Linked DNA regions of Homo sapiens: region 2 is linked to region 1. A link is a loop called in an ENCODE intact Hi-C map of the cell type or tissue named here. Cell type or tissue: heart left ventricle. All regions are shown on one strand. Links, peaks and the distances in the headings refer to the core of each region. The heading gives the core; the rest is flanking DNA. Region 1 overlaps COPS8-DT (COPS8 divergent transcript). Region 2 has its middle 94 kb from the start of ACKR3.

Region 1 (11,160 bases), core at 1,615-9,614:
CTAAGCAGATGGATAATGTGGGAGACAGATCAGCACATCTGGCAGAAGAGGCCCAGAATTGGGTGACAATGAATGTTTTCATCTGGGCAGATGTAACAAAATCTCCTCGCTCCCTGCATGGACTACTCCTTGAGGAAGTAGCCCACGTCTGAGCAGCGTCTTGCATCAGTCACCACGCAGTTACTTCACTTCGGTGCCCTCGAGTGAGAAGTGGAGGAGGTCAACTTGATATAAAAGCTGTACAGCTAAGTTTTGCTCAGAAAGTACCTTGTAAAATAAACATATGGGTAAGGCCATTTAAAAGAGCCCATTATTATGTGTTAGATTATGGACGGAGCCCTGAGCAACCAGGAGCCAGGGCAGGGGGCTGAGTCCAGGGACAGAGGCGTTCCCAGGAGGAAGGGGCACAAACTCTGCACCTGTGATTCCAACTCATGCTCGCGTTTCAGCCGATCCGCCCCCCTCCTCTCCCCGATACTGCCCGAAAGCATTCTTTCCTATAACGTGCGTTTCCCGGGGCAGAATGTGTGTGGTGGCAGGAAATGAGGGCTGAGCGTTACCAGCTAGGAAGGGGTTTTTTGTGTTCCAACATTGAGGTCCTGGAGTTAGCTCTTGCCTCAAAACCCGGTTTCTTTTTTGCCAGCCCACCAGCCCAGGATGGGCTCACGCCGAGGCTGACGAAACCCAGTCCTGAGTCAAAAACATCTGCCTCCTGCCCGTTTTCTTTCCCAACTCCACATGGTGGGGCCTCCAGGGGCCTCGGGACCACCTCGACCGCATGTCTATGGGGTCAGATGCATCAGATACCATCGCCACCTCTGCCTTCTTATCACCAAGGCTGGCTCAGGGTGAGCCGAGCAGGAGGCTGTGGGCCTGACCTGTTGCTGCTTCCCTTATTTCATCCTTTTGTCCCCCAAAGGATGGGCCATTTGCCAAACAACAATGGAGGCTTCCCCGGGACCCTGTTTTCTTGACATTTCCCTTCTTTGGGACACTTCCCTCAGCACTCAGCCAGCAGCCCTGGAGGGTGCAAGGCATTTCACAGCAGGACAAGGGTCTTTGAGGGCAACATCTCTGTGCATTGAGGGTGCTGTATGTTTGGAGACCGACCTGGCTTTTCTCACTCTCCTAGCACTTCTAGTTTGGCTTCACCACCAACCTCCCCTGGAGACCGCTGCCTTTCTTCCAAGTTCTGGGGTCACTGAGGAAGCCGCTGCCTGTGCACTGCCCCAGCTCAGCCCCTCCTGGTACGAAGGTCATGGCATATCCATCACGACTGTAACCAGCAGATCCCTGGACTCTGCCCACAGAATTCCCCGAGCCGGGCCCTCCCTCCTCCTGACCGGGGGCAGCTCCTCCTCCCAGCCTCATCTGCTCTCAGGTTTCTCTGCTGTCTGCCTCACAGCCCCACCCCACATTCATCATGCTCTTTGAATTCAGAATTTCACTGAAATCCCCAAGGTCTTTCCTTACCATACAGCCTTAGTCACTAACTTCACAGATGTCATGAACTTCCCATTCCTCTTCTTCATGATCTCAGACAAATGTTAGCATCCAACTTTGCATTCTTACAACACAGCTATTATTTCATTATCATGATTATTCTTCATGCCACACTCTGAGGTTTGTTTCCGAATCAATAGAAGATCATAGGTTTGGCCCCTGGTGCTCACCTTGCCACGTCCACCTGGCTTTATTTTCATAGCATTATTCTTTTCTATTTGGGTAACGGGCTGGAAAACCTCCAAGTTGAGAGGCTGTGGCTTTTTCCCAAATCAGAAAGCAAGCTGAGGGTGGTAAAGGAAAAGAACCCTTTTTCTTTTAAACTTGCTTCATGGTTGAGAGGTTGTGTTGTCACATGTGTGTGAGCTTGTGCACGTATGCATTTGAATCTCTGTCTGTTTCCTTCTGATCTTGGCCATATGGCCACAGTGCCTTGGGATCAATCTGGGAAGGGATAGTGGACTCTGGTTTGGCAAACCTAACGTCCATTCCCAAATCACTTCTCTTTTTCCTGACTCCAAGAGGAGACTGAAAGAGCTAAATGCTCACTCTCCCAGTCTTTTCAGCAAGGGGCAGCCAGGGGATAAATATTTCATAAATATTCATGACTCCTCTTATACTTATTGAATATGTATATTTGGCCACCTGCTTCAGCATAAATTCCTGTCTTATTTTCTCCACCCTCAAAGTGCCTGTTTCCAGCTTCTGGCCGGAGGCTCTGCTTCCCAGCCTATCAGAATGGCCACCCTGCAGGATACAACCCTTTAGGAGAAATAAAGCTCTCCTTTCCAAATGCATGAACCTTGTCATTCTTCAGCTGACGGTAGGATTTCGGAAACTTCACAACAGAATTACATAAGTGTCTGCGGGGAGGGAGGGGAGCGACAGAGAGAATGCTGGGAGTGGGGAAGGTGAAACCACCTTTGCAAAATTATGCCAGTGAGAGAAATATGACATGCCTGACTCCATCTTGCCTCTAGCCTCACTGGCTGGATGTCTTTGCTCATTCTTGGGCGTGGGCCAAACTAATTTGGGAGAAATTTGGTTTCCAGTTTAAATAATGATAGCCCTTCCCCTAAACTCAACTTAGGGTTAGGGTTCTTGGTTTCATTAGTTCTAGGTCTCATCAGTTCTTGTAAAACTAATGAAAGACCACCAAGTTAGGAGGATGAGAAGGGCTTGAATTCTAAATAATTACCAGCCATTATTCCAAAGGTCATAAGACTTGCAACTTCCCCAATTACTCTTGCAGATAACATCACTATTGCAGAACCTATGATTGGCCTTTTGAGATGTCTTTTTAGGTTTTTGCATTTCTGACACACTGATGACCCCCACCTGGACCTGCCAACCAATCCTATGGCCCTCACCCAGGAACTGACTCAGCACAAAAGGACAGCTTCTATTCCCTATGACTGCATCTCCAACCCAACTAATCAGCCTGCCCCCTACTCCAGCCCCCTGCCCACCAAACTATCTTTGAAAAATCCCTAGCCTCCAAGCCTTCATGGAGACTGATTTGAGTAATAACTCCATCTCCCATGTGGGGTGGCCGGGCTGGCCTCACATCAATTAAACTCTTTCTTTACTGCAATGCTGTGATCTTATTATAGGAGTTATTAAGAAATTATTTTAGGCAGATAGAGAGGAAAAGGGGTCCTTGGAAAGTTTTTGTTTCTTTTAAAGCAGTTCCAGAAAAGTTTTCTTGTCTGGCAGGAAAGCCCCTGGTCTTAGAGCTGGGCTGGCAACCTTTGATATGCAAATGCAGGCCATTAGAAACTGGGTACCCCCAAACATGGAGATTCCCCCTCTCTTCTTCTTGCCCTTGCCCCCACATGTGCCTGACAGCATGGCCGCCCCCTTTTATGCCCACACGTGTAGAACATCATGGCACCCTGCATTTGCATATTAAAAGGCTAGAGCAGGAGGACCAGTTTTTTCACGGGCTACGTGAGTGACCTACCTGGTCAAACCAATCCCCTGAGCCCTACGCAAATCAGGCACCACCTTCTCCAGCTTCCTCACGTAAGCAGACACATTTCCGCTGCACACAGGGTTTCCTCTCTCGGCTTTGGAGCACCCCTCCCTCTGTCTCTGTATGGGGGAGCTTCTTCCTTCATTCTTGCCTATTAAACTCTCTGCTCCTTAAAACCACTCCATGTGTGTCCATGTCATTTTATCTAATTCAACGTGAGATGAAGAACCCTGGTGTTCCTCCACTCATGGGATCTGTACCAATCTCAGTGAGTAGATTTTCTTTGTACAGCAGGCAGGAAGAACCTGCTGGGTGGTTACAAAGGCACTCCAGGCACAAGGCTGTTTAGAACAGAATTAATATAGAATTCCTGCCTCTTGGTGCAAGGAGTGTCTATCCAGCCAAGACTTGTCCAGGCTAAGGTCTCTGTAAGCACAGCCCTGGACCTCAGGACCACCAAAAGATGGGTAGAAAGTTCTAGAACTATCATTACTAAATGAACCATATCAATCTACAAAACAATACATCATTTGGGGTTCCTCGGCTCTTAGGCTGGAGATGACATTGACTTGACCTTCCCTCCCCTACGAGTGAGCTCCTCAAACGATGGGTCATTCCTAGGAGCTCCCAAGCCAAGCCCTGAGTCCATTGAATCAATCCAGTTGAAGAAGCATCTTACTGTCCAGCAGACCCTCTCTCCCTCTCACCAAGTTTAGCCAGAGTGAGACTCTACCTCTTTCCCTTCTGTCCACCCCACCTAACCTACCCTTTAAAAAAATCCTCAAGGCTGGTAGGGGCAGCACAGATCCTACTGAATATTTAGGAGCCAGAAAGGGGTCTGGGCCAGCATTCCTGGCATCTTAATGTCAGATCTTCCTTTAGTTAAAAAGCCCTTCAGTTAACCCCAAAGCTTGAGTGTGCGTCTCAGGATCTCCTTCCTGTTCTTTCCTCCTCCGCTTTCCCTCTCCTCACTCTCTCTCGACACTGAGTTTCCTATGTATTTCTAATGCAGAGGAAGTAGCTCTCTTTGGGGTTTTGTTGTTGTTCTCCTTTTCATTTTTAGTTTTTAATTTTTGTGGGTACATAGTGCGTATATATATTTATGGATTATGTGAATGTTTTGATACAGCTATGCAGTGTGAAACAAGCACACCGTGGAGAATGAGGTATCCATCCCCTCTAGCCTTTATCCTTTGAGTTACAAACCAATCGTGGCTCTCTTTTGTTTCTTTTCTTTTCTGCTAAAGCACAGTCCCAAAGACAAGGCCAAGGGGAATTCTGCCCTTAGCTGTCTATTTCTGCAATATTCACACGTACAAATTCACTCATAAATGCCCCAACCTGCATTTAAGAGGGAGGTGATTTCAGATGAACAATGATCTTTTGCAATAATTGTGACTAACGACTGGCCTCTATTCTCTTCTCTTTGTCTTCCAGGCACTATTTTCCACTGTCTTCCTCTTCCCTGGGTTGCTCAAGTTCACACAGATGTGTCCTCACCAGGACCTCACAGTCAAAGAGACTTTTCTGTCTTTCTGTGTCAGTTTGATGGGAGACCAGATTCCAACCACTAGACACGGCTGCGTCCCTGAAGGCCCGGCTGCTGCAGGCCTCCCTCGATCTGGCCAGGAATGACTCCTTTCCTCCTCTATTGCTATCAGGAGAGGTAGGAGGTGTTAGAGAGACCTCCCCTGCCCACCACACACACCTTCCAGCTTGAGGCTGCCTAAAGATCCCTCAGAAACCCCTGACCTTGTCCCTTCCCTTCCCCCTCCTCCTTGTTCTCCACGCTCTGACCAAGTGGAATTTTCCCCTTCACCACTTCAGGGTCACTTGGTAAAGATTAGTTGGGCAGAAAAGTCAGGGTTGGAGGAAGGGTGTATTTGGAAAGAGGGCTGGGCTGGAGATGAGGAAACTTGGGGTCCAGAAGCTGCTCTGCCACACTCCAGCTCACTGACCCTGGTCAAGTTGCCTCACCCACTTGGGCCTCTCTTTCCTCATTTGCCTAATAAACGTTTGAAATCCCTACACTACTCTTAAAGTGTCTACAACATTTAAAAGCAAATTGCCCCTATTAGAAATCTGGGGCCGCTCCTGCCTTTTCCACGACCTCCCTGCTAGAAGGTCCCAGAACTTTCCCTTTTGACTCCAGAGACACCAACTCTGCTGATGTCACAACTCTCCTCTGACTGCAGGTTAATTTCTGGTGGATGCAATTTCCCTGCCTCTGCTGTTTTTACTGCAGTAGAGTTGCCCTGTGGTACACAGGCAGGTTATTGTTTTATTCTTTACTTTTGAAGCACAGTCAAGAGTTTCAAAAGGGATAAATCAGGAAGGTCCCGCAGGGCTGATGTTCCGTACAAACACCCTGTAAGCCTCTGGGTGTGCCTGTCATCAGTTCTTATACAGACATCATGGGGCTACCGCCTTAGTTTGTAGTTTCTGAATAGCTGGAGGAGGGCGTATTACAGTTGAATAGGAGGGAGTTGCCAGGGAGCTGCCCATCCAATATCTTCTGTTTGTACAAGTTTTAGTTGGATACCCAGAGTCATAGAAATGATTTCTTTTCAATAATAACAGAATCTCTAAAGAGATAAGCCTCCATCCCCTGGGAGGCCAAATGAACAACAGTGTGATATGAGCTGTTTTAGGAATGCAAGTCGGTATCCCGTGATCCCCAGGGACAAAGAGAACAAGTTTAGGGTTGTTCTTGCGTGTGGAAGGAAGCTAGAGAGGTTCCACCTGTCGGAATTGTCATGCATCCTCCTTTATGGACGGACCAGCTATGAGCTACTGCCTTTCCATCAGCAGATGGTTCAAATGAACCCAGAGATTAGGTCTACAGAAAATATAGGTCGCAGCAAAGGAGAAATTCTACGTGAAAGTAGTTAGCACAGCACTCAGCATATGGTAGGGATCCTATAAATATTAATTTTTCCTCACATATAAAAATTCCAATTTGCAGGGTAATCTCAGCTTGTAAAGAAGTGAAAGTTAGAGTGGTAGATTTGTCTCCAGAGATGGTGACAGCACTCTCTGCCATCACACATGTTCTTTTGTATTGTGGCTTTGCTGTCTCTCCTTAAGAAGAGTCTATTTCCCCTTCCCTTGAATTCAGGCAGGTCCTGCAACCTTTTTGACCAATAGAAGTTGGCAGAAGCAGGAGCACACACGGGCGGGCTTGTGAGTGAAGCCTTCTTGGCCTCCCAGCCAAGCCCAGGCACCAGCTGAATGCAGCCGAGTGAATTATCCCAGCCAACCTGCGTGAAGCAGAAGAAACATCATCCCAAATTCTAGCCCCAGAAAATCAAGAACAAATAAAACCATGGTTGTTTGAATCTGCTACATTTTGAGATTGATTTTTTGTTTTGTTTTGTTTTTCAGATGGAGTTTCGCTCTTGTTACCTGGGCTGGAGTGCAATGGCGTGATCTTGGCTCACCACAACCTCTGCCCCCCCGGGTTCAAGTGATTCTCCTGCCTCAGCCTGAGTAGCTGGGATTACAGGCAGGCGCCACTGCACCTGGCTAATTTTGTATTTTTTAGTAGCAATGGGGTTTCTGCATGTTGGTCAGGCTGGTCTCGAACTCCCCACCCCAAGTGATCTGCCCGCCTCGGCCTCCCAAAGTGCTGGGATTACAGGCGTGAGCCACCACGCCCAGCCTGGAGGTTGTTTTTTATGTGGCAACAGATAAAGCAAGTTTTCAGAATAAATCTGTTAAATTGACTTTAGCCTAAAACTGCCTCCTTACCTATTGGTGCAAAAGTTGGTGCAAAAGTAATTGCAGTTTTTGCCATTAAAAGTAATGTCACCAGCCAATATTTTAAGTTTGGCCTAAGGTTTCTCTGTACATCGTGAGCTATAACCTAAATGGAAGTGCAAACAGACTGTAACCTACTCTTGTGCCAATCACTGAGTTTTGCCCAATCTATGGTGGTCAACTCTTTGGACTGTGTTCAAATAAGGCAAATGCTGAGCTGTAACCAATCTGGCCAGTTCTGTACCTCACTTCCATCTTCTGTACATCACTTTCCTTTGTTCTGTCTATAAATCATCTTCCACCACCTAGCTGTGCTGGACTCTCTGAGCCTACTCTGGCTCTGGAGGCTACCTGATTTATGAATCATTCTTTGCTCAATTAAACTCTGTTAAATTTAGGCCGGGCGCTGTAGCTCGTGCCTGTAACCGCCGCACTTTGGGAGGCTGAGGTGGGAGGATCACTTGAGGCCAGGAGATCGAGACCAGCCTCGCCCACGTGGTGAAACCCAGTCTGTACTAAAAAGACAAAGTATTAGCCAGAGGTGGTGGTGCATGCTTGTAATCCCAGCTAATTGGGAGGCTGGGCCAGGAGAATCCTCGAACTTGGGAGGCAGAGGTTGCGGTGAGCCGAGATCACACCACTGCACTCCAGCCTGGGTGACAAGAGCAAAACTCCATCTCAAAAATAAAATAAAATAAAATAAACTCTGTTAAATTTAATTTGGCTAAGGATTTTATTTTAACAATTCAAGAAAGAGTTTCAAAATTTAACCTTTCCATAAGATTTTTCTTTTTCTTTCTATCCTCCCCAAATTTTTCATATAATCCGTGTACTTTCAAAAATAAGTTCTCCAGAAACATTGCCAAGGGTTCTGTGGATTCATTCACTTAGCAAGGTTTTGAGAAACATTTTTAACACAAACATTTAAATGTGCATGTAATTTCCATCCTCAGAGAGCTTAATACTAACCATGTAGACTAGACACATATACATCGAATGCTAATAATCTACAAGGCAGTATATGACTATAGCTAAGTGATCTCTAAACCCTGTTTTGACCCTGAAATTCCATTAGGCCATGGAACTAAGTATACAAACATTGAGTTCAGGGAAGACTCTTTGGGGTTCATCAGTATCAGAAAAACAGAAAATTAAACACACACGAGCTTACCTAAACAGGGCTTTGTTTTTCCAGCATGAGTTCTTGCGTGGGCAGTCAAGGGCAGTCAGAGGTATGGGCTCCTTCTAGCTTTCTCCTATTCTTGGTATAAGGCCTTCCTCACAGCCTCACTGGATAGGTGCTCCACCTCTAGGCAACATGTTACATTTCCAGGTAGTAAGAACGAATAGGAAAGGACAAAAATCAAAAGGAAATGCAAGCTAACGGTCCCTTTTAATTAGGAAAGCAATAGCTTTTCTATAAGCTTCACCTTTTAAACTTCTACTTAAATCTTCTTGGCCAGAACTATTTTGTAAGTCTATCCTGAGCTGCAAGAGGTCCTGGACACATTCTGAGATACACTGGCCTTCTGTCACCAGGAAAAAGGGAGAGTGTATATTGGGTGTTTGAAGTAAGGAAGTAGAGAATGCCTTCGGGATAGGCAGTGAGCAGTGGCCCCCACAGTCAGAAGGTTGGCAGGATACAAAGATCTTTAGATAAGATGAAATACGGGGGCATGCGCCAGAAGGAGGGAAGGTGGACCCCTTTCTCCTGGATGCATATGCATGGAAGGAGGGTAGAGAGAGTGCACACACACGATCACCCCCACCCCACCCAAACTCACACCACACCAGACACATACATACACACACACAATCACCATTTAATGTTGGACTGATATTTGAGGCTACCTCTGACTTACCTTGCCCAAGATTTCTTTTCTCCGACTCTATTGAATGTGCCTTTTTGCTCTACAGAGGCTAGAGAGCTAAAAACACTACTTCCCAGATATCCTTATAGCCAAGATTCTGGTTGCAATTGATCTCATGCCAATTAGAAACACTGTTTAAGACTTGCATTCAGAACTGAGTTCAGTGGGTGGAGGGCAGCATTCTGGAGGCAGCAATGACATCTTGGGGGCCCCACTCGACAGGCAGTTTCCTTAACAGCCTACTTCTGTGGCGTCATAGTTGGTCCTGGAGGCTCACCTAGGATCATTCTTCAGCTCCTCAATGATTCTGTTATCAATTTTGTAACAGAGGTAAATCCCTATCTAAACTGGCAAGCATGACTCTGTTCTCTGTAACTGAAGCATATTTGGTCGCAGCATCACACAGACCTTTCTCCATTGCAGCCTCTCCCATTTTCTCTCTGCTGGACATTAGTTAGACAAGTGACTTCACATCTCCAACTCTCACCTTCTTTCCTCTGACCTGGAGCTCTTGTATGGATCGGGCATGAAACTGCCTGTACAGTGTCTGACTCAGATGAGTGTTCAACAAATACTAGCTTCAACAAACTTACTCAGAATAGTCACAGAAAATGCCAGTGAAGGAGTTGCTGCATGGGGCAATGGTGGTAGAGAGGCACCCCAGCATGAGAGATGGCCTCGTGCTCTGCAGGGGCACACAGGAGCCCAGACTTGAAGCTCTTGTTAATAAAGTCTGTCTCCTCCACCAACCTATAAGCCACCAACCTGTCATTTCAAACCTGTTTGAATTTCCTTTTGCTTCTAGCATAAAATCTGACACAGGGGAGCCTGAATGTCCTGGACAGAGACCTCCAAATGCAGAGAATCATCTTGGAACCAGTAGCTGGATAGCTGCCCCCTAGGAAACACCAGCCACGGGCCCCATCCTCTGCTCAATGCAGCCTGTCATGGTGAACAGGATAGACACCACCATTGCCTTTGTAGACGGTCCTGTTTAACACGGGAAGCAAATGCCTGGAATGTTCCCCCATGTGAGCACCCATAGTTTGAAGGAAGACAGTGCAGTGCCCATGTGGCCCCAGGCCACCAGCCCAGAGAGGGTTTTCCTGACTACATCAAGCTTAGGCTAAAGCCTGATCAAAGAAACAAATCTGTATCAGCTGCCTCTGTTCCCTGTGAGGTCATGTTGCCAAGACACTTTGGGGCCAAATGTAGCTTTGCAGTGAGAAAAAAGTAGGGAAATGCTGCTGAAGGCTGCAGGAGCTGTGACAGCCTGTGGAGGAGGCTGTGGGAAGAGTAGACTGTGCTGGAGGCCAGGCTGGCAGCCATGTGCCAGTGCAGGGGAAGTGCAGGGCTGGAGGAGGCAGCCAGGCTGGGGAGGGCACCGCACTCTGGCTGGGGGTTACAGGCCTTGGGCCTGGACCACCTCAATGGGAATGGAAAAGTAGGTGAGATAAACATGTTTTGGAGAGCATCTATGGATCTTGCTAGGTGTATCCTTGCTTCCTTCTCCTGGGGGATCTTGGAAGGCAAAATGAAGATGAACATCATCACATAGTTCACCCAGCTTCTCATCTGTGGATTTGCACAGCATCCTGTGTGTGCCGTCAACAGCTCTGATCCCACTATCCTCTGGTTGTTTCCCTGTCTTAGTCCTGGTCACAATGAGACGCCCCAGTGGAGAAAGGATGTTTCCATCTCTGTACCACAGAGCCCACAGAACCAGTGGCCAGTAGGCAGCAGTCAGCAGAAGCAGCAACAGCAGGTGGCATTCAGGCTGTGCTTAAAGATTGACACCTGCGCAGATGATGAAGCACCTTCTTCAGTGAATGTGGAGACAACCCATCCCTCTGATTCACAGCAGAGTGTCCTATCTATCCATTATCAATGCTGCATTATTAGTATCATAATCGAGAAGCTTTATTGAGCAAAGTCCTGTTCAGCTTTGGTGAGAGCACTGGAGTGTCTTGGTGGGTCCAGGAAGAGCAGATGCCTGAGAGGAGATTCCAAGGAGATGAAGCACCAGATCCTTCCTTGGGGTACAAGACAGCT
Region 2 (11,160 bases), core at 1,368-9,367, 310 kb before region 1:
ACAGTGGAGATCGAGTCCAGAAAGGCTGGTTGAGGTTGGCCGGTTAGTAAGGAGGGAATAGGATGCAGGATGAAGAGGAAGTCTGGGGAGATGAAGGGGGGAAATATCCTGAATGTACTTCTTATACCAATATACTAGACTTGGATTATCTCTGAACTCTAAGGGAGAGGAATAAAATGGACCCAGTTGGAGGGAAGCTTGCATTTCTTCCCTCCCTCCCTCCTTCTCTCCCTCCTTCTCTCCTTCTCTCCCTCCCTCCCTTCCTTCCTTCGTTCCTTCCTTCCTTCTTTCCTTCCTTCCTTCTTTCTCTCTGTCTCTCTTTCTTTCTTTCTTTTTAAGATTCTATAGTTTTTACTTCAGTACTTTAGCCGTGAGATAAATACAAATTTGCCAGCTTACAAAACAAACAAACAAAAACCTATTAGAGACAAACAGTGGTTTTTATCTCAGTAGAAAGGTAACAGCAGATTTAAAGCAGGCAGAAAATAAAACAGTAAAAGGGGACCTAGGAACTCTATAGTTTACAGATCAACCTTAGGGCTCTTTTTTCAGTGTAAATGTGCACAAAGACCATATTACTTCCATTTTACTCTGGCAAGTAGAGGTGCCATAAAACCTACAGAGTACAGAAAAGGGGGTCATTCTCCTTGTTTTCTCCTCATTCTTAGATTGTTGGTTTCCCACTTTTTTTTAAATTATACTTTAAGTTCTGGGATACATGTGCAGAATGTGTAGGTTTGTTACATAGGTATACATGTGCCATGGTATATCCCACTAATGCACATGTATATGGGTTTGTTGAACCCATCAATCCGTCGTTTACGTTAGGTATTTCTCCTAATCCTATCCCTCCCCTAGCCTCCCGGAGCTTACATTTCTTAAGGAAACCAGGGGCGTGTGCAGAACTAGTGCTCCATGCTAGGTTGCTCCGGGAAGCAGTGAGGATCCCTTTTTGCGGGGCAGGATTTCTTTCTCCCACTTGTGACCCAGAACGAAAGCCGCTTGGAGGTGGTGGAGGCGGAGTCAGGTGTTGGCATCTCCCCCTGTTCTCATTCACCACTTTCTTCCATGTTGCCATTTCTTTTCCTTCTCTACATGAGAAGGGAGGAGGGCCCACTGACAGCCTCTTGCATGCTGCCTCCTCTAGCTTATCCCATTTCCCCGCTTTTGGAGCCTCCTCTGTGACTGGCTCCTTCTCCACCTGTGCAGTAGAAAGTGGCATTTTGGAGGGCGTTAAGGAGTGAATGCCATGCTGCTCTGACTATCCACATTTTCTTTGGCAATGCTGGCTGTGCTGGTGTCTTTCTGTAGGAGATTCCCATCTGTTCCCTGCCTGGTGTAAGTCTAAGGTTGCAAGAAAGGTGAGGAGTCTGGCACCAGGTAGGCATGACCTCTCGGGCCACAGTTGGCTGGTCCCGGGCTAGTGCAATCGTGTTCCAGGACACAGAGGTCTCTGAGTTGGAATCAGGCAAGAGAGTTAAAGGATGCTCACACCCCAGCTTTGCACAGACACACTGCACGGCACACACCCAGCAGCATTAGTGGGATAAACATCTGTTTCCATAAGAGTCTGTCTTCAGTTTCACTTACAGAGCTTTTCTAACCTAATTACGTGTGTCAACTCTGTGGCTGTAATCACTGTTCTTAGGTTAACCTCTGTAAACCGTCGGAGTTAGATGGCTTTATGGGCTGTCTCAGGGAGTCTCTGGGTTACAGCAGACATGACTGATGACTGTGTGCTGTAACTGAACTATGCAGTCTGCTGGCCTTTAATATGCACATTAATGGTGACTGAGTCTTGGCACCACCTTGCTGTGTTGGCTCTTGAGTTGCCTTTTATATTAAATGACGCATGATAGCAGACCTGCCTAGCAAATTACAGAATGACCTGAGCTGCTTCCAAGTTAAGAGCGCTTGGTGAGTTTGCTTGAGAGGGAGTCCAGCAGTCAGCTCTGAAGTCATTCTTATCTCCCATTGCCCACCCCTCTCTGCCCCCCACCCCCGAGCCCTAGGTTAAGTGAAGGGATTAAAAATTGACCCAGTTTGATCAGCCATCAGGATAAAGCCATGCCCATTGTCTCCTTGAAATTCTTGGGGGGTGAATGGGCATTTTTTTCCTTTTTTCTCCACTCTTTCCAGCTGTTTTTGATCTGGCATAAGCATGAGGGTGAAACACGAGTGAGAAGGAACGGGCTTCAGGTTGATTTGGATGTTTATGTTATTTGATGTGTTATGTTAAAGATCATTTCCTAGCCTGACTAGGTTATTATTGAGTTTCTTTTATGTATATTAAGCCATTTCTCTTCCTGATGGTTAGTCCTGAATTTCCCATTTGCTCAATTTTTCTTTTTGCTCTGGAGAATTCTAGTAGAGCACACATTGTAATCCTATGACCGTAATTTCATCAAAAGTGGTAATTTTTTAAATGTTGAGGAAGCAGTGACCCTAATGTTTCAAGTCAAGCTACAAAGCTACCTTATTTTTGTTCTTACTGTCACTAAAGATACATCTAAAATTATAAAATAATTTCATGACAGTAGGTAAAGTAGAATCAGTTATTTTGGGAGACATTATCAATATTCAGCTGCAATAAAAAATTAATGGGTAAAAGCAATTCTGATGTATAATAAAGATTAACTTCATTTTATGAGGCAGGCCATTCTCTGGTTGAGAAGAATTGAAGAAAAATAAACCACCTTTCCCTCTTCTGGGAGATCAGAATCTAGCAGTGTTTGATGTAGGGTACAGTGTGTATTTTTTAGAACTCTCAGTTGAGTGCATTAGAGTTTGCTGCACTATTTTGCAGTCACCTTTTCTCTTATTTAAAGAAAAAAAAAGCAAACTAAAATATACTCAAACTCCCCTTTTGCCTTTTACAGAGCCAAAGTGTCTGGTTCTCCAGCCAAAAATGTTTTTAACCCTTTGGCATTTATGAGACAAGAGTAAATAAGGTATGTCAGAGCTCTGAGAGGGGGGTGGGTGCTACACAGGGGAGGGTGCCCTAGACTCTGGAATGCTGGAGATGACTCACACTTGCTTGCAAGAACTGTGGTTAAATCTGCAGGTATTGGGGGAGCTAGTTGACTTCACACTGGTAGTTTGACATTGGCCACAGTGGGAGTACTGACACCATGAAAATCGGCAAGTGCTATAAGTCAGGGCTCTTCCACCCCACTCACCCATGAGGTTAAGTGTCCAGCACATGGCTGCCTAGGCTAGAATGGAATACAGTGAGGAGGCAGTTACTCAGCCCTTCTCCATCACTAGGGACTCAGAGGGTAAAATGGGTCACTTCGGAGGAAATGCTTTGGAAAACAATAAGGCTTTGGAATGTAGGCCAGGGACTGCAGGGGGCTTGGTTGCTTTCTCATTAGCCTTTGCCTCTGGGATTCTCTCACTCACACTCTGGTTTTGTTGAGTTCTGGGACCAGGGACGTTTCTCTGCTCTGGGTCCTTTTTGTGTGCTCAGAATTACTCAGCATTTGGAACTGAGACAGAGACAAGAGCTCCTGGGACAACAGAAAGTCCTCAGGAGGTGTGAGTGGGGAAGCTGGTTCACACCCAGTCCCCACGCACACCCATGTGGGCCTCACAGTGAAGGTCCAGGTAGAAAAGCTTGAGGAAAGAGAACAGGGCAAGAGCTTGTTTAGAAGCAATCCTGTTAGTCCTAGCCACTGGTCTGAACATATAAAAGAAAATCAAGCCAAACAGATGTTTTCCTCAGAGGCAGCCAGTAAGGGAAGGAATTATCTCCTTGAGTTGACATCCAATGTTGGGCTCCGGGAATGAAATTTCACAATGCATTGGACGTGGATGGCATGGTCTTTCTTCCTGTGGATTTAAGAATTAGTTTCAATTTAAAATGGGATGCTTTGAAATCTCAGGTCAGACTTTCTCCTAAACTTTTAAACCAATTCACAGTTCTGGCCATATTTCAGCCAGCAATGAGGAGTCAGAAGGCTGGCTCTCAATTTTTTTTAAAAAAGATTTTGCTTCAGCCAGCCAGCCATTGATCTGAAGGGTTCTAAGCGATTCTATTTCATTTCATTTAAACATTGGCTCCTTTATTTCCTCCCTCTTCTCACCAGCTAAAATTACAGGAGACCACCATTTTCGGGTGGAAAGAACATTTTGTGAAGTTCATTTGCTAAGCTTCTGCTATGAACCCACTTGGCCAAAGAGGGAAATCCTCCAGGAATTCAGTTTCACCAACCCTTCCCTCCACCCCGGGCTGCCGCTCTTCCTGCTGCTTTCATTTTAAGGGGACTGGGCATTTTTGCAATTTTGTCTTGACCATCATCATCTTTTTATTACTCATGGGGAACTTTCAAAACACCAGCTCCTTTTTTAAAAGTAGTTTTGTGTTCTTAGTGGTTTCACAATCTGAACTGAGCTGATGATTTGAGAAAATGTGGGCAGTTCATGGAATCATGAATGGTTAGAACCTTTCAGTTGAAGGGGACCCTAATCAAACATTCTACCCCAGTGGTTCTCAGTCAGGAGGGACTCTGTTCCCCAAGGGACACTTGGCAATGTCTGGAAACATTTTTGTCACTGCGGGGAGGGGGTTGCTACTGGTATCTGGTGGGTAGAGGCCAGGGTGGCTGCTAAACATCCTACAGTGCACAGGACCACCTCGCAGAACAAATAATTCTCTGGGTGAAAAGATCCATAGAGCTAAGTTTGAGAAACTCTGATCTACCCCAAAATTGAAGCCCTTCCAGCATCAGAGTGGACAGCTCCAGGGAAAGAGCAGCTCAAGAAACTACTCATGGGAGCAGCAGCCCTAAACTGGGGTCGACCCACAACGTGATGAGTGGGTGGCGAACTGTCAGGGCGGCAAGGGACAGGAGACCCACGAAAATTCATTTGGGGAAAGGGAAGACTTGGATGCCCAGCAGTCATCTTCTATGCTTCACTGGGCATAAACATATTCATTCAGACATTAGGTTTGATCGGTATGATTCCAGAGGGCAGGTTTAGAAATGTTGGGGGGAAGCTATGGGGAGGTTGAATTTGGCTTGGTGCGGAAGCACTCATACAGTCTCACCTAGTGAAATTTCATAAGCTCCGCTGTGTTGGCTCTTGGTGAGTTCACAGTTAAGAAAATCTTGAGGTTTCATTCATGCACTTTATTTAATTCCGTCTCCAGCCTCCTGCTTAATCCTGTTCTTATGCAGTTGATTTTTTGGCACGAGTGAAGTTCACGCTGGGCTGGAGGGAGAAGTGGGGAGAGTGAGGGATGAAATTCCAGGAGCAGGCCTGTTAGACTCTTCAAGTCCACGAACGCAGCCTCCCTGGCTCTCCTCCCAGTTGGATTGGCTTTACGGTCCTGTCAGTGGGACAGGCTATCTTGGCCAAACATGTGAATCTCCCTGAATGGGAAAAAGAAAAGGCAGAACATTAACTTAAAGTTTAGGATGCATGTGGGGAATGAAGGTGTGTGGATGGCTTATAGGATATCACTTGCTCTCCCAGAAACTCTGGACTGCCCTGCAGTAAAAACACCAAACCTCCTGCGCTGGGCTGAGAAGGGGCTTGAGCGTCGCCTGGGAAAATCTTTGACAGGCTGCCCAAACCGCAGCCCTAATCACTGAGGCACGTGGCTGACATTTTAGCAAGCTCACTTGGACTCGGAGCTTTCACAGAATGGAGACAAGGGAATAATTTCACTTTGGAGGACTGCACTTCTTTCCTTTACACCTCCCACTCCATCCTTCTTGTTAGCAAATACCCTGGGTGGGCAGATGTCACAGGAGCCGGCGGGGATGCTGGTTTGCATGGCAGCATCCCGCGGCGGAATACCAATGGCACAGCTCATGCTCTTTACTGAGGGGGTGGGACTCTGGAATTTTGGCATGATTGTAGTTGTTGCTGTAATCATGTTTTACATTAACAATGTTTCTTTCATCCAGATGGATTCTTAAGCGCTCGACAAACTTTATTAAGTAATTACAACAAGTTATAGACATTTAATTTGTCTATCATTAGGCACAGTTTCTGGGTGAATCATGGGATTTTTTTTGTTTTGTTTGGCCACACACAGAAACAGGATATTGATAGGGGACAGAGTAGACCTAGGGCTGTCAACTGGGCTTGGAAGAAGCCTGTCCTTGGTCTGAATTGGAAAAGGCACTAAGGCAACAGCCTCCCGGTGCAATCGTGTGAGTGAAGATCGGTGCAATCATGCGAGTGAAGATCACGGCAAACTTGACAATGGAGAAGAGGATACAGAAGCATTTCACACATCCCTGGGTTATTATTATTATTATTATTATTTCTAAATGGTCTACAAAACCATATGGAATCTCAATTTAAATACAGGAAAAGGCCGGGCATGGTGGCTCACACCTGTAATCCCAGCACTTTGGAAGGCCAAGGTGGGCAGATCACCTGAGGTCAGGAGTTTGAGACCATCCTGGCCAACGTGGTGAACTCCCATCTCTACTAAAATACAAAAATGAGCCGGGCGTGATGGTGGGCACCTGTAATCCCAGCTACTTGGGAGGCCGAGGCAGGAGAATCGCTTGAACCTGGGAGGTGGAGGTTGTAGTGAGTGGAGATGGCACCACTGCACTCTGGCCTGGGCGACAAAAACAAAACAAAACGAAACAAAACAAAACATACAAACAAAACAACCAACCAAACAAAAAAACCAACAGGAAAAAAAGCACAGGACAGCCCATGGGTCTGGAAGGCAGAGGCTCAAGGAGTCCTAGTGCAAAAGGGGCTTCCAGGACCACTCAGGTGGGAGCCTTTCAACCTGTGCCTCCTCTGAGGGCAGCTCAGGGGTTCTACAGCAGGAGGGAGGTGATGGGTCACCAGGAGGCAGGGCTCTTGGTCCCCGACATCTCCTTCTGACTGGTTTCACATACTGCATTTTACTCAAGATTTCTGCTGAAGAAAGGGTACCACTGCTAAAGAAAAGAAAAATAAAATGTGCAAACCTGACTGGTCCAGTTCCTGATATTATATGCGATGACCAGAGAGGTTATGCAGGTAGTCTGGGGTCACATAGCTAATAATTGGCCAAATTGAAGTGGGACCACGCTCTTTGTACAGCCAGCCTGAGGTGCCACCAAAGACAGTGCCAATTTCAGCAGGAAGGAGAACTCCTTAAGGGGCTGCAGGACTGGTCTTCCCAGACAGCTGTCCAAAGAGCTGCCTTTCTCCTCTTCCTTTAGGTTAAAAGATGGCAGATGAGTCAGGGCGCAGTGACTCACACCTGAAATTCCAGCACTTTGGGAGGCCGAGGTGGGCAGATCACGAGGTCAGGAGTTCGAGACCAGTCTGGCCAACATAGTGAAAACCCGTCTCTACTAAAAAAAAAAAAATACAAAAAATTAGCTGGGCATGGTGGTGTGCACCTGTAATCCCAGCTACCCGGAAGGCTGAGGCAGGAGAATCTCATGAGCCTGGGAGGTGGAGGTTGCAGTGAACCGAGATTGCGCCATTGCATTCCAGCCTGGGCGACAGTGTGATACTCTGCCTCAAAAAAAAAAAAAAAAAAAAAAAAAAAAAGATGGCAGATGAGTCATGAGCGATATGAATGACGGGGTAGGGAGAAGTTGGTGCTTCTGTAAGATCAAAGGAGGGAGAGAAAACCAAGGATGGAATGACAGGAGCACAGACTGGAACTGCTCTGATGTGGCTTGCGTGGAAATTCAGCCACCACCCCAATGACCACGTGGCCACCATGACCACAAGACTCAACATAGCCTTGTGCAGTGATGCATCAGGCACCACCTGCGGTATCTCCCCCTTCCCACCACGCCCTCGGAAGTAGCCATTCTCATCTCCACTTTGCAGCTAAATTGGTGGAGTTTTAAAGAAGTGAATAATTTACCCAAAGACATGGCTTGAAACCTGGGGTCTCTCCACCTGCCCGCCCCACCTGCCCTGAGAATGTGGATGGCACCAGGCCTCAGCCACTGGGACTGTTCCCTACTAACCCGTGAGCTCTGTTATGGCAGCTCTCTCCTATTTATCCTCTTATTCCAAGCATCTGATGTAGTACTTGGCACATGGTGAGCACTTGATGAAGAGTCCTTTGAGTTTAATGGATTGCATCCTATTTTCCCTTCAAGACTGGCCTCAGCTGGTTGGAATCACAGTTGCACTGCGTTACCGTAATCTGTGTTTGTGTTTGCTCAGGGATGTATTTGCTAGAATGAAAATTCCTGCAGGCAGGACTTCTCCATTGTCTCATTACTCCTGGGAATATGACTGTGGTGGGCAGAATAATAGCCTCCAAAGATGTTCCCATACTAATCCCTGGGAACTGTGGATATGTTAGTTACAGGGCAGAGGGGAAGCAACATTGCAGATGAACTTGAGGTTGTTAAGCAGATGATCTTAACACAGGGAGGTCATTCTGGATTTTCCAGGTGGGCCTAATGTCATTATAAGGGTCTTTGAATATAGAAGAGGGAGGACGAAGAGTCGGTCAGGAGAGCAGATTTGGGGATGGAAGCAGAAAACAGCGTGATCTAACTGTGGGTTATGGAGATGGAAGAGGCCACAAGCACAGGAATGCAGGCAGCCTTGAGAATCTGGAAAAGGCAGGGACTGGATTCTCCCCAGAGCCTCCAGAGAGAGCAGAGTCCTGCTCACACGTTGACTTCAGCCCTGCAGACCCATGTCAGACATGCGGCCTCCAGAACTGAAAGATGGTAAATGTGGGTTGTTTTAGGCTACGTTGTGGTGATTTGTTACAGCAGCAACGGGAAACTGATCGAGGTCCTTGGTACCGTGGGTAACTCGGCTGCTAAGAATTCTCTGCATTCTCGGGAGAGCCAAGGCCAGGGTGGCTTCTACTGTCTTTTTTTGAGATAAGGTCTCGCTCCGTAGCACAGGCTGGAGTGCAGCGGCGCGATCTTGGCTCACTGCAACCTCTGCCTCCTGAGTTCAAGGGATTCTCCAGCCTCAGCCTCCCAAGTAGCTGGGACTACAGGTGAGTGCCACCACACCTGACTAATTTTTGTATTTTTTGGTAGAGATGGGGTTTTGCTATATTGCCCAGACTATTCTCGAACTCCTGGGCTCAAGTGATTGACCCATCTTGGCCTCCCAAAGTGCTGGGATTATAGCTTCTCCTGCCTTTAATGGGGTGAATTTTGCCTGTGATACCCACCTGCCCACAGGTGACTTCTCTGAGAGAACAGGTGTTAGGACGAGAGTAGTTCTGGTCACTGCCTCGGCTTACCCCAAGGATGGGCTGAGATGCAGGGAGGACCTCTCCGTTCACCTGAGCAGCCAGACAACTCGAGGTACCAAGAGGTTTGCCAAGCTGGGCACAGTCCCCTGTGTATCTTCCCTACCTTCCAACAGACTTTATGTATGTTTTTATACACAAATGGCCAAAAACCCTGTAAGAGACTGAGCTGAGGTGTCAGCACAAGTTCCTGATGGAAAGGTCCAGCATGTTTCTCTAAGTGAATACCCACTAGTTCAATCATTCATTCAACGAGCACCATTGGCCCCCGCCACAAGCCAGGCATCACGCTGGGGGCTGGGGGCTGGGGTATCAAGAGCACATCTTCATGGCACCACCCTCCAGGGGCCACAGCCTTAGCTGTCGCAGGCCAGGCAGGTCACAGGGAGGAGTGGGTGGCATGGGAGGGCTGGGGAGTGGAGGAAGATGACCCAGGCCCAGCCCCTTGGCTCCATCTGATGTTCTCCAAGCAGAGATACAAACCCAGGGCCTTTGGATCACTTTGGTTGTCAGGGGAAGCCAGATATCTGTATATCTTAAAATGTGAAAATTTAAAAAAAATTTCCAATTAAAATTAATCATAAAAATATTGGCAACTAATTGAATTTTTAAAAATAGTGAAGACAGAACATTTTTGGGAGCTGGATTCAACCTTCCAGCCACTGGTTGGGTGCCTCTGGGCTAGTGGGAACTGGTCTTGTTGAATCTGGATCAAATGGCAAAAGTAACCTGGGAGAGACGAAGGGAAGGTCACTGGAATGATTTGAGGCCACTTATCACTCAACCTTGATGGGGCTTGCAGACTGCTGTCTGCAACTACAATGTGAGGGTTAAATGTAATTACAGACAGACAGTGCTTTGTGGCTGAGAGTTCTTACTCAATGAGGAATTTCTACATTTACTGATGGAATTGTGTTGCTATACTTAGTAGAAAGAAAGAAATAACAGTTCAAGATGAAGGACATCTCTGTCTCATGCTCCATTTAAGTCTTCTCCTTAGGATATCAAGGATGAATCATTTTCTTGTAGGTTGAAGTTACAGTGGAAGTTTGGAGTGACCTGTAGGTCACGGCACACACTTGAGTAAATTTGCACACCCCGGGATGCAGGCACTGGGCTTTTCTATTGTGGTTCAGCCAGCCACACAAGTTGGTGGTGTTTAAATTCACTGTGTTCTTGGCAGAACCCAAACTCTGCCCACCTGGGGAAACTGCCCCTGTCATTCTGCTGGAGCTGGCAGCTGGAGGGGAGGTTGGAGATTTGGTGATAACTTCTCCGATATTCCATCTACGAGGAGAAGGCCAGGCAGGGAGCAGCTGCGACTGCAAATACCAGGCCACAGGGCAGCTTCTCGCTGGAGTGCAGAAGGCCTCTGGAGGGGCAGCTAGTGGTGTCCCCTGCTGCCTTCTGGGGCCTGCTGGGATTGTACCTCTAATGTCCATCTGGTCGGTGGGGCCACGCGATGAGTCCAGAGTTGTGAGCAGATGTGCATCATCTGGGAGTGGGGCATTTATTTGCCGAGGTAAGGCCCTCCAGGACCCTCTTTTCCCTGAGCCCAGTTTGAGATGGAGGCTGCTCCATCGACCTGGTTCTTGGAGTGGCTGAGAGCCCCAGCTGTCCCTCTGGGGACATGTGTCTAAGTGAGAAACACCCTCTTGTTTAGGCTGAGATGTGGGGCTAGGTTATTATACGGTATCACCTGGCATTTCCTGACACCTGGAGCCACTCCATCGCTAGCTGCTACTAACTCTCATGGGTCGGTGGTCCAGGTGATAAGGACCAAGACCTTATCATGCTCTGGAGCTCCTGACTTCTGTGCCCCAAGGGGCCTCTTTTTTATTTTTTGAGTCGGAGTCCCACTCTGTTGCCAGGCTGGAGTGCAGTGGCATGATGTTGGCTCACTGAGACCTCCACCTCCTGGGTTCAACCGATTCTCCTGCCTCAGC

What was found. A loop is a pair of places that touch in the nucleus more often than their neighbours do. Peaks named below come from ENCODE experiments on the same cell type or tissue, not always from the same donor. Only the 100,000 strongest peaks of a DNase experiment are listed, where the experiment ranks them.
Region 2: a loop joins it to region 1, with 2.5 times the contacts of the local background. A loop is called at or near these places in 3 of 110 quality-filtered maps.

Annotation. Positions count from the first base shown.
Region 1 is chr2:236,971,522-236,982,681 of GRCh38, forward strand. All of the region lies in intron 1 of COPS8-DT (COPS8 divergent transcript), which reads right to left. Among named protein-coding and RNA genes, the nearest start is that of COPS8-DT, 110 kb to the right of the region's middle. In heart left ventricle, for the core only: no CTCF peak of the experiment used is centred there; no DNase peak of the experiment used is centred there; H3K27ac peaks cover 1,387 bases.
Region 2 is chr2:236,658,180-236,669,339 of GRCh38, forward strand. No RefSeq gene overlaps it. Among named protein-coding and RNA genes, the nearest start is that of ACKR3, 94 kb to the left of the region's middle. RefSeq lists an enhancer at 2,983-3,659. In heart left ventricle, for the core only: no CTCF peak of the experiment used is centred there; DNase peaks (open chromatin) are centred at 5,292, 5,632 and 5,773; H3K27ac peaks cover 2,373 bases.